2 separate regions of the Homo sapiens genome follow, and region 1 is linked to region 2. Evidence: chromatin loops called from intact Hi-C (ENCODE). Cell type or tissue: heart right ventricle. All regions are shown on one strand. Links, peaks and the distances in the headings refer to the core of each region. The heading gives the core; the rest is flanking DNA. Region 1 overlaps ITGB5 (integrin subunit beta 5). Region 2 overlaps HEG1 (heart development protein with EGF like domains 1).

Region 1 (5,371 bases), core at 109-5,108, 260 kb before region 2:
GAGTTTACCTTGGGTAGTTCCCTGCCTTTCAGAGACAGCCTAAAGCAGTGACAGCAGACGCTGCACATCTCCTTCTCCACACTTGTGGCAGGCATCGCTGTCTCCTCATAGGAGTCTTCTCCAAGGGGCCTGGGCTTGCCCTCAGAATCCTCAATGCAGTCCTCCAAGTAGGTTCTACCAAGTGGTGGGAGCTGGCACACAAGTCACAACTACTGGGCCACCTTGGTTGAAACCAAGACTTCCAAGACTCCTTCAGAAAGCGTGACCCACACAGACAGTCAAAAGCTACATAGGCCTGGTCACATTTTATCCCAATCCAAATGTCTCAGCTCCTGCAGTTGAGCCTCAACCTGCCTTTCCCTCAGCCTGCGTGCTCAGAGATTGCCTGCATCTTCTGGTCAGCCCCAGACCCTCCTACTGCCCTAGGAGGAACACATGTCATCAAAAGGACCAGCGTCATTTGGCCCTGTCCCAAGGATCAATAACCTATCAATCACCATCATGGGGATTGGGAACAACATCCTGGCGGACAGTGCTCAGAGGACCTAAGTCAGGACTCTTCATCAAAACAAAGCTAACATCTAATGCTACCTTGGCAAAGTGAGTTGAATTTAATAGTGCCTGCGGAAAAAATATTTTCATTACACATAGATAGGGATACTGAAGGACATGTGAAATCCCTGTGCAAGCTGTGAACTGCTACACATGCAAGTTGTTATTATTAGTACCTTTGTTACAATGATTGATAGCCAAATGGACAGGAAGTTGTAAATGTGTCTATTTATACAGATTTTCAGCTGTATAGAATTCAACAGCTTTCCATCAGCAAAAGTGCTTGTGTGGGCTATGGGCCAAGACACAGCCTCTTGCCTCCTCTTATAAAATTGAATCCTGGCTATTCAGAGGAAGGGGCAGGCTGGGAGGCAGAAGGGGAGCCAGTGGCCCTGTCAGCCCAGGAAGACGTGAGAGGAAGCCCCAGCATCGACGCTCTGTGGAGGTCAAGGCAGGCAAATCCTAAAGCAGCTACCAGGCTGCACCACAAAGCAGTGAGGACAGAATCCAGCCTGCAGGGTGTAAGGAGGTGGTGACAGTGAGCGTAGGGGACTCCCACAGGTAACCTAGTTGTGTGGGGACAGGCGGAGATGGGGGACAAGGAGGATGGGGGATTTTGCAGATGGGATACATTTGAGCATTCTTCAGATTAAAGAGAACCATTCAGAAGAAAGTCGTGCAGGATGGGGAAATGAAGGAATCAAGGGAATGGCAAACTCTGAAGAGATCACAGTAGAGATGGAGTGGGAGGAAGGAGAGGCTGGGCTGAGGGCGAGGGTGTGGCCATGGGGAGATGCTGAAGCCTTAAGTTCCAACAGCAGAGGAGTTCAGGGAAACAGGGTGACCAGCTGTGTGACAAGCTGAGGGTGTGGGCTGGAGCTCAGTTCAGATCCCTGGGTCACCTTGGGCAGGTCCCTAAACTTCTCTGATGATCCGTTTCCTCCTGTGTTGATGAGGATAATGCCTCCCTTGCAGGAATGCTGTCAGAAACATCAGTGCTCTTCCAAGTGATCTCTGACACATGGGGCATCAGGACACGGGAGCTGGCATTGCCGTGGGTGCCACTGGAGTTGACACTCTAGGAACTCGGAGACCCACGTGTAGTACAGCTTGTCCACAGGGAAAGGCAAGGCACCCAGAACAGCAGAACTCGGGGCAGAGGGCGAGAGTGTGAGGCAGGATCAGGTCTTTGGGGAATGTAGGGGGTAACCAGGAGGTATGTGACAGGAAAAGTGGAGGGATGAGACAATCTCAAAAGAGGGAGCAAAGGGGATGGAAGGCAATGAGCCAAAGGCAGTACTGGGGGGCGAGAAACGTGTGACCTGGGTGTGGGAGGCCTCCCACCACCAGCCTCCCCAACCTCCCCCTACCCTGTGGTCTCAGGCACCAACAGACCCAGGAGAAGGAGCAGGTGGGAAGTTGTGCATAAGGCTGAGGATGAAGAGGAGCCTGTTCACCATGAAACATGGGCAGTGGAGAACAGAGCTGGGCTATGAAGAACCACCTGGAAAAGGGGGCAGTGGAGTGCGGTGGTTAACACAGGGATTCTGGAATCAGGCTGCCCGGGCTGGCCTCCTGAATCTGCTATTTACCAGCAGTGGCTGCCGTTTCACCCCTTTGTATATTTAAATGGGGCCAGTAAAAATGCCTTGCGGGTAGGGTTGTTGTGTGAGTTAGCTCGCTTAACCTCTATAAACCACTTAGAATAGTGTTGGCTCATTAAACATCACTGCCTTATCATGGCGGGGTGTGGGGGGAGCTTGGCACAGGTCTTTTTGGAGGATGTTCAGGGGTACCCTTTTTGTCAGCTTAAATCACAGACTTCCACAGTTAAAGGGCCTCATGAGGTGACCGAGGCCATGCCCAGTCGGAAGCAAGAACAGCCAGGACTGACAACACCCAGAGCCTGAGGGAGCTGCTCGGCCAGTCTGAGCCTTGGCGGGGAGGCTCACACCACAGAGGCCCCCTTCTGCCCTGCGTGGGGAGCTCCCTGAGGCATGCCAGAGCAGGGCACAGTGGCCCTCAGCGAGGCCTCTGAGGCAGGGCACGGGGACCCTCAGGGAGGCCTCTGAGGCAGGGCACAGGGACCATGGGGACCCTCAGCAGGGCCTCTGAGGCAGGGCACGGGGACCCTCAACTCTGGCCCAGGAACAAAGCCACTGCTCCATTCACCCCCAAACGCCACTCTGGGTCTGCAGAGGCCCAAGGCAGCCATGGGTGACCGCAGAGGGCTAGCAGGACCGCAGTGGGGCTGCAGGAAGGAAGGAGCCAGCTTGGGATGGGGCAGAAATGAGGAGGGGTTCTCTTCTTCCCATCCTCACCCAGCTCAGTGTTATAACCAGGCAGACGTCAGGCCCTCAGGGTACAAATCATCTCTCCATAGCTGGCTCAAAAATAGTTTCCACTAGCTCTGGAATGCACTGTGGCTTCCTTGGCTTCCCTCAGCACAGCTCCATCCCCTCCGGGAGTCCATTCTGGCTCACAGAAGGCTGAAGAGGGAGGACTGGGCTCAGCGCCTGAGACAGGAGGGCCGTCCCCTTCTCTCTTCTCACGGCCCTGTCCCCCACCCCCATGCCCACGGTCAGTGTCTCCTGCACATACACTCACCTCCTCTCATCGTCTCATCTCAGTTCTGCCTTAGTGTCCCCCCCCCCGTGTTTCCCCACTTTCCTCACATCCCCCAGGGAACCCTCCCCTCTCCCCGGCAGTGTCCCCTCCTCCTCCCTCTTCCCCTCTCCTCCGAAAAGGTGGCCATGTAAACAGGAAGTGGCTCAAAGACATAGAGGGAGTGTGGCTGGAAGCCTTTACACATGGGAGGTAATTTCCCTATCATCACCCAAAGTCAGATTTCATGTGTGTTCTAGCCAGCTCTGTGTGAGACTCTGGGCCCAGTTTCTGGAACTCTCCATCAACTGTCGTAGGCAGAGCAGGAAGCCAAGTCAGCAGCTGTGTGCTTCAGTTCGCTGGTGTCTGTGTGGCTGAGGGCCGTGTGACACTGCCGAGCCAGGGCAGCCTGGGATGAGATTACAAAGTGCGGAATGCGCAGTGGCTGGGGAGAGCTCGGTGACAGACCTGCTTGGCGCTCACATGCTGGGCCAACCACAGTCCTCTCTGGAGCACCAGAGCCAGACCCGGGATGGGCTCACTGTGGCCAAACACATACATAAGCTTCCAAGGACTGCGGCCTCTGTCTGGGGCTTTGAAGATTTCCTGGGGGGAAATCCCTCCTAAGAAGCGCTATTCCTGGCTCTGCTGACAAGCAGGTTGGGATTACGTAACAGACCCCTTGTCCTCCCATGCCCTCGTGTGTCCCCACCTGACCTGTGCTGCCTGGTGTTCTCAGGGTGTCTCCAAGCCTGGTCCCCACAGCAATATGCCCATCCCACTATTTTCCCTCTCCCCTCCATGTGCTGGTGTTGATTGTAGAAAAAGTAAAGAACAGAGATTTCTGAAACGCACAGGACGTGTTCCCAACTTCCTCACAAGGGATCTCAGCTTGGGTCCAGGCACCTCAGTAGCAACTAAATAAATCTCCAAGGGCAAGAGAGAAGTTGCTCTTGAAAAGTTTTGTTCTCACCATGGGTTTCCTGCGCTTGTAAACAGCATTACCATGCCTGGGGGAGTTATGCATTGGAGAACTTGCCAACTAAGGGCTGTTTCTTTCACAAAGAAAGCACAGCTCTCCCTTGCTTAAAACCACCCCTAGAACTCAGCTTTGGTGGAACGTCTCCCCTGCTCTCCTAGGTCCTATCCCTGTCCCTCCACTGTGCAACTCCTCAGACTTGCTGGGGAAGTCCTCTCTGAGCAGTGCTGCCGTGCAACCTCACCCACCTACCTGCTGGCTGTGGGCAGCGGTCCAGGTTCCTCACCAGTAGGAGAGGAATAGTGCCTTGTCTATCTTATAGGACATGGGATATTCTTAGTCAATGTGCAATAGAGAAATGTATGTTGTACTTCAATGTTTACTGCCTTCTGGGAAGTTGTAATTCCACTGAGATAACAAGCCATTAAAATCTCTTAATAATAGTAAAACTTTATGGAATTCTTACAATAGGCGAGGCATGGTTCTAAGCATTTTACATGGATTATCTCATTCATTAGTCCTCCCAATAATAACCCTATGTTGTGGTACAATTATTACTCTAATTTTTACAGATATAGAAATGAGGCACAGAGAAGCCAAGTAACTGATCCAAAACCACACAGCAGGTAGGTGGCAGGGCTGGAATTTCACCCATATCTGTTTGACCAGAAGCCCATACTCCTTACCACTATGGGAAGAGAGCATTTCAAGGAGGGCATGGCCAACGGAGTCCACTACAGCCGAGAAGTCAAGTACGATGAGGGCTGAGAGCCCATAGATTTATCAAGACAAGGTCACTGGGGACATGGGAAGACTATTTTAGTGGAGTCACAGGACTGAATCCAAATTAGACTGAGTTAAGGACTGAGAGGGAGTCAGTGAAGGAAGGCAGCAAGTGTAGACAACTGTTTTAAGGATGTGGTTGTGGGCTGGGCACGGTGGCTCACGGCTGTAATCCCAGCACTTTGGGAGGCCGAGGCGGGAGAATCACCTGAGGTCAGGAATTTGAGACCAGCCTGACCAACATGGTGAAACCCTGTCTCCACTAAAAATACAAAAATTAGCTGGGTGTGGTGGCACACGCTTGTAATCCCAGCTACTCAGAAGGCTGAGGCAGAAAAATTGCTTGAACCCAGGAGGTGGAGGAGGTTGCAGTGAGCTGAGATTGTGCCATTGCACTCTAGCTTGGGCGACAAGAGTGAAACTCCGTCTCAAAAAAAAGAAAAAAAAAATGTG
Region 2 (5,371 bases), core at 275-5,274:
TGAGACCAGCCCTACAGAAAGTCCCTAGGTCTTTCTAGGGTGTCGCCTGGTAGAAGAAAGATGAAGGTCATATTGCTCAAAAGGGAGCGGTTCCAGAACAGTAAGACACTGATGCTCAGCTGTGGAATTGCCCGTTCCTGCCTCCCCGGTAGAGCATTCCTGGGATCCTCAATTTGGGGACTGGTGGACCACAATCAAATGAAAATATAACATTGTCTTAGATACCAGCAATGGATCCTTATACCTATGAGAGTGGGTTTCTTTGTCATTTTAAAACATTTTCCTAAAATTTAATTGTTCACACAGGGAGGGGAGAAAACAGGCTTTTTTTTTTTTAAAGGACTTTTAGCACCCTCCTTTAAAATTCCCCTTTGAGTATGATGGATGGCCACAGACTGAAGAGGGGCAGACTACTGTTCACAGGTCCTTTCCAGGAGAATGAATCTGTGCTTCTCTTCCCACAGATCAAATTAAGAAAAAAATTCCCATGCATTTTACAATCGACAAAGCACTTTTCACAGGATAATTTCATGGCCTAAATTATCCCTTTAGATTCTGACCCTCTGAGTGGCAGGCAGGAGGGTAATTCTTGCCCTATTTTACAGAAGTGGAGACTGAGGCTCAGTACATAAGTCACCTGCCCAGGTTAACCCAGAAAATAGGTGGCAGAGCAGAGACTAGAGCCCAGCTCCTTCATTCCAGTGTCTTTCCTAACTGACCACTTTCAAATGAAAACCAGTGAAGATTGAGCAGAGAGAAGCTCTTGCTAAACTGATTTCCGGCGTGTGGCAAGCTCTACTGACTAGCATCCATACTGCTTTACATCCTTCATTCTGGCCAAAGTTACCTGGATTGTCTCTGGTGCCCCCATCCCTCTCCAAAGGTGACCACTACCCTTAGGGACCATAGCAACCAAATAACCTGACCTTCACAGGACTGAGGTCCAAGAGGTATAGTAACAGTTTCAAATCTGCAATACACCAATGAGTAGCATTTATAAATTCAAAAAATATTTACTTTCATACCCATTAGGAAGGCTATTATCAAAAAGGAAGAATGGAAAAGAAATGCTGGCGAGGATATGGAGAACTCAGAACACTCCCGCAGTGCTGGTGGGAATGTAAGATGGTGCAGCCACTGTGGAAAACAGTATGGCGGTTCCTCAAAACCTTAAGAGTTATGAGTTGATCCAGCAATCCCACTTCTGGGTCTATATGCAAAAGAATTGAAAGCAGGAACTCAAACAGACACTTATGCACCCATTTTCATAGCAGGATTATTCACAACAGCTAAAAGATGAAAGCAACCCAGCTGTCTATCAGTAGATGAAAGGATAAACAAAATGTGGTATATACGTACAATGGGATATTATTCAGCCTTCAAAATGAGGGAAATTCTAACACATGCTACAACATGGGTAAACCCTAAAAACATGATGGTAAGTGAAATAAGCCAGCCACAAAAGGACAAATATTACATGATTCCACTTTCATGAGGTATCAAGAATAGGCAAAATCACAGAGACAGAAAGCGGAATAAAGGTTTATCAGGGGCTGGAAGCAGGGAGGAACAAGAAGTTATTATTTAATGAGTTTCTATTTGGGATGATGAAAAATTTCAGTAAACAGATGGTGACGATGATTGCAACAACATTGTGATTGTACTCAATGCCACTGAACTGTATACTTAAAAATGGTTAAAATGGTAAATTTTATGTTGTGCATATTTTACTACAATAAGAAATGTATGTATTTACTAGGCCAAACGCAGTGGCTCATGCCTGTAATCCCAGCAATTTGGGAGGCCGAGGCGGGTGGATCACTTGAGGTTAGGAGTTCGAGACCAGCCTGGCCAACATGGCAAAACCCTGTCTGTATTAAAACTACAAAAATTAGCCAGGCATGGTGGCACATGTCTGTAATCTCAGCTACTCAGGAGGCTGAGGTACAAGAATCACTTGAACCTGGGAGGCGGAGGTTTCAGTGAGCCGAGATCATGCCACTGCACTCCAGCCTGGGTGACAGAGCAAGACTCTTGTCTCAAAAAAAATAAAAAAATAAAAAAGTATGTATTTACTGAGCACCAACCATAAGCAAGACACTGTGAGGGTTACACGGATGAATCAGGTATAGAATCTACCTCAAGGAGTTCCAGGAGAGCTGGACCATGTTAATAAGTCCCTATGATGCTTCTGGGGTGTGAGAACGGGCCCCCCAGGGGTAGACACTGAGACTGTGCCTGGGAGTTTGGAAGGGGCAAGGTTAGGATTAGAAACTCATCCTCCCTTCCACGGCTGCCAGTCCCAGTCCCCTTCAGACAGCAGGGGCCCTTCCCCTGCAGGCCCTCTTTGCCTCATACCTTCCACCAAGGGTCCTCCGGATGAGGGGGATTTCAGGCCGGTGGCCAGCAGCGGGATATTCTGGGACATGCAAGAACCTTGGGGGCCTGTGGGAAGGTGGCTGCAGCCTCCCCAGAAAAGCAGCCGCCCACTCAGCGAGGCCACTCTGGGCTGTGTTTTGAAATGCTGCTGCGGATGTAATGATTTTGGGTGGAGGACGTTTAGAAGCCAAATGAGTTTGTGTGAACAAAAGACTCAGCCCTCGATCTGGACTGTCCAGGGCTCTCAGGGAGTTTCGTTTCCTTCCTTGTTCTTGCTCTGAAAGAAGCAGCCCTAAGAAAAATCAAGCATGTTGGAAAGTGCTAGACATGAGATTTGACGATCAGATTTTTAAAACGCTTCCCCTGCAAGCGCTCTAGCGATGAAGAAAGTAAAATCTACCTCCCCTCCCTGTGAGGGGTCGGCTCTTGTTCAGCTGAGCATTCTCTCCGGGTGACAGACGTCTGCTGGACTGAACCCAGACCCAGGGGAGGCCTGGCCTGGAGCTCCCAAGTCAGGGTCAGCCTTCCAGAAATAGAACTGGCTCTGAGGTGGCCTCGGGCATGAAGGAGGGATACAGCCTATCCCAGCAGGAGTGAAAGATGAAGGACCTTGGAGTGACCTCAAGCTCTTTGCTTTAAAAGGAATTCTATAGGTTTTTTTTTTTCCAAGGCCTTGAGGAAAAGTCCTAGGGTCAAAGGTCAGAAGATTCCCAGTTGGTTAAATAAGTGAACAAAAAGGCTTTCTGCAGGGAGGAAAGGGGGTCTACCTTGTTTCTAGGGGCACCTTCCTTGCTGCCTCCATTTTCTTTGCCCCTCTCATCCTTTGACAAATAAACATCCAACACAGTGGCTGAAGAGGAGGCTCTTTGGTAAAGGGGGAGTTTCTAGAAAGAAGTTGAAGCTGGTAGCTCCCAGTCCCCTCTGGACGCGAAGGCCAAGGGTGCCAGCGGGGTGGTGCGGGCCTTCCGGGTCTCCTGTGTTGTCACCGTCACATTTGATCACACCCAGAGAGGAAGCTGGGTGGCAGGGCTCCACCAAAGGAGACCTGCCAGGTTAGCGAAACAATAAAAAGGCGAGGAAAAACATCCTGGTTCCGAGGAGGAAGAGGGGGGAGAGGCGGGTGCAGGAGGGGCGGGAGGAAACGGGCCTGCTCCCAGGGGTGTGCACACTGGGCAGCCCGGCCTGGGCCCGGGCCCCGGTGTCCACACAGCTGGCGGCTGACTTTCAGAAGCTCTGCAGTTAATTTACTCGACAGACCTCTGTGAAGTGGCCCAGGACTCTGAGGAAATCATAGAAACATCATTTGTCTGGAGCGTTGACGACTGCTAGAAAATGGAGCCGTGGAGTGATGTTTCAGCACCAAGGGCTCTGAGGCCTGTGCTGGCTGATGGGAGGGAGCTCCAGGGCCTCCGAGGGGAGAAGCTAAAATCTAGTTAAGGGAGAAATGTAAAGTCTGCTAATGCGTTTTGTAAATCAAGATTAGGAAACCTGACATTCTATTCAAATATAACCAGTATTTCAAAAAATCAGTTGTATGCCATAGCCATTTAAGAAAGATAAAACAGAGAAAGAGGAAGCAAGGACGGGGGCTGAAAAGAGAAATAAGACAAAAAGAAATAAAGTTAAGGAATTTTTTCAAAAGACATACCAGAGCAGGACAATAGTAATGATTATTATTGTTATATTGCAGCCAAAACGTAGGTAGCATCCACTCCATGCCAGCCACTGTGCTAAGCATTTCACATAGACTGTCTCAATCCATCCTCACGACAGCCTTATGAGGTCCTCCCGTTATTATCCCTACTTTTCTGATAAGGAAACTGAGGTGTAGTGAGATTAAGTAATTTGTCCAAGGTTACACAGCAAATAGTAAAACTGGATCCAAACCCAGGTCCGTCTGACTGCAATGAAAATCCAGTTTAAAAAAAATACAGAAATAGAGAAAGAATGAAATAAGAAAGGGCAAAACTAAGACTGAGCGCTCCAGAGAAAGGGTAACATGTACTGAAAGCAAAAGCCAGAAAGGACAGAGCTAGGCTTCCTCCTTGTGGGCTTCGGGGATGTCTCACTAAGGACACTGGGATCCAAACTGCAATTTCCTGACACAAACAGGGATATGACATCTTGATGTCCTATGTAACTCACTGTCCAAATGGAATTCAGCGCTCTGATACGATTTAGAAGAAAGGGAGGAAGCAAGGATGGGAGGAAGGGAGAGAGAGGAGTCCATGCTGATTTCATGTAAGTAAGAAAAGGTGGCAAGAGACGAAGATGATGGTTTGAGTGCATTATTGGGAGATTAGTGGGACCATTAGCAAGCAAAGGGAGGTCAGGTCTTAGAGGAGGAAGAGATGATGTGTTTGCATTTATAACTGTTACCTGTTGGTTTAAAGTGAAGCTCACTAAACCTGTGCGAATGCTGGCAGATGGCTGAAGGCACAGAACTGGACTGTAGTTGGAAGCACCCACTCGGAGAAAACAGGGAACTGCCTTTGTCCCACAGTTCTCTCTACCTAGACTGTCCTACTTCCTTCCCCTCGGCCTCCTGGCAAAATCAGCTCAGAGATCACCCCTTCCAAGAAGTATTCCCCAGAGACAACTCTCTCCCTCTGGACTATTTTATCTTGTTACACAATTCTAGCTTATTCTCTCGCAATCCTAGGTCTCTTATGAGAGACTGTGGCTCATAGCAGGTGCTCCATAAATGTTCACTGAACCGAGGGGGAGGCAGAAGGTCAAGGGTAGAGCTGTGAAGGACATCCCACCTGGTGGGAGGCAGAAGAGATGGGAAAGCGTTAGCCATGGCAATCACAGACAGATGACAGGACAGAGACGAACAACTGAAAAGGCTATTGAGATTTCTCAGCAATGTTCTCCCTTTCTCCAACTCCTCTCCAATTTTCCACTCATCCTTCCATGTCTACCTCTTCCTGATGCCTGACTCTCTTAGAGACATAACGCCTGATGTGTTCCCGGGAAGCATTCATGACCA

The links. Hi-C counts contacts between places; a loop is a spot of excess contacts. Peaks named below come from ENCODE experiments on the same cell type or tissue, not always from the same donor. Only the 100,000 strongest peaks of a DNase experiment are listed, where the experiment ranks them.
Region 1: a loop joins it to region 2, with 2.8 times the contacts of the local background. A loop is called at or near these places in 8 of 110 quality-filtered maps.

What each region holds. Positions count from the first base shown.
Region 1 is chr3:124,777,514-124,782,884 of GRCh38, forward strand. All of the region lies in intron 10 of ITGB5 (integrin subunit beta 5), which reads right to left. Among named protein-coding and RNA genes, the nearest start is that of MIR544B, 48 kb to the left of the region's middle. RefSeq lists enhancers at 1-306, 3,584-3,643. In heart right ventricle, for the core only: no CTCF peak of the experiment used is centred there; DNase peaks (open chromatin) are centred at 3,048 and 3,618; H3K4me3 peaks cover 1,341 bases; H3K27ac peaks cover 5,000 bases.
Region 2 is chr3:125,040,388-125,045,758 of GRCh38, forward strand. All of the region lies in intron 1 of HEG1 (heart development protein with EGF like domains 1), which reads right to left. Among named protein-coding and RNA genes, the nearest start is that of HEG1, 13 kb to the right of the region's middle. RefSeq lists an enhancer at 3,486-3,999. In heart right ventricle, for the core only: no CTCF peak of the experiment used is centred there; DNase peaks (open chromatin) are centred at 2,504, 2,876 and 3,543; H3K4me3 peaks cover 2,248 bases; H3K27ac peaks cover 5,000 bases.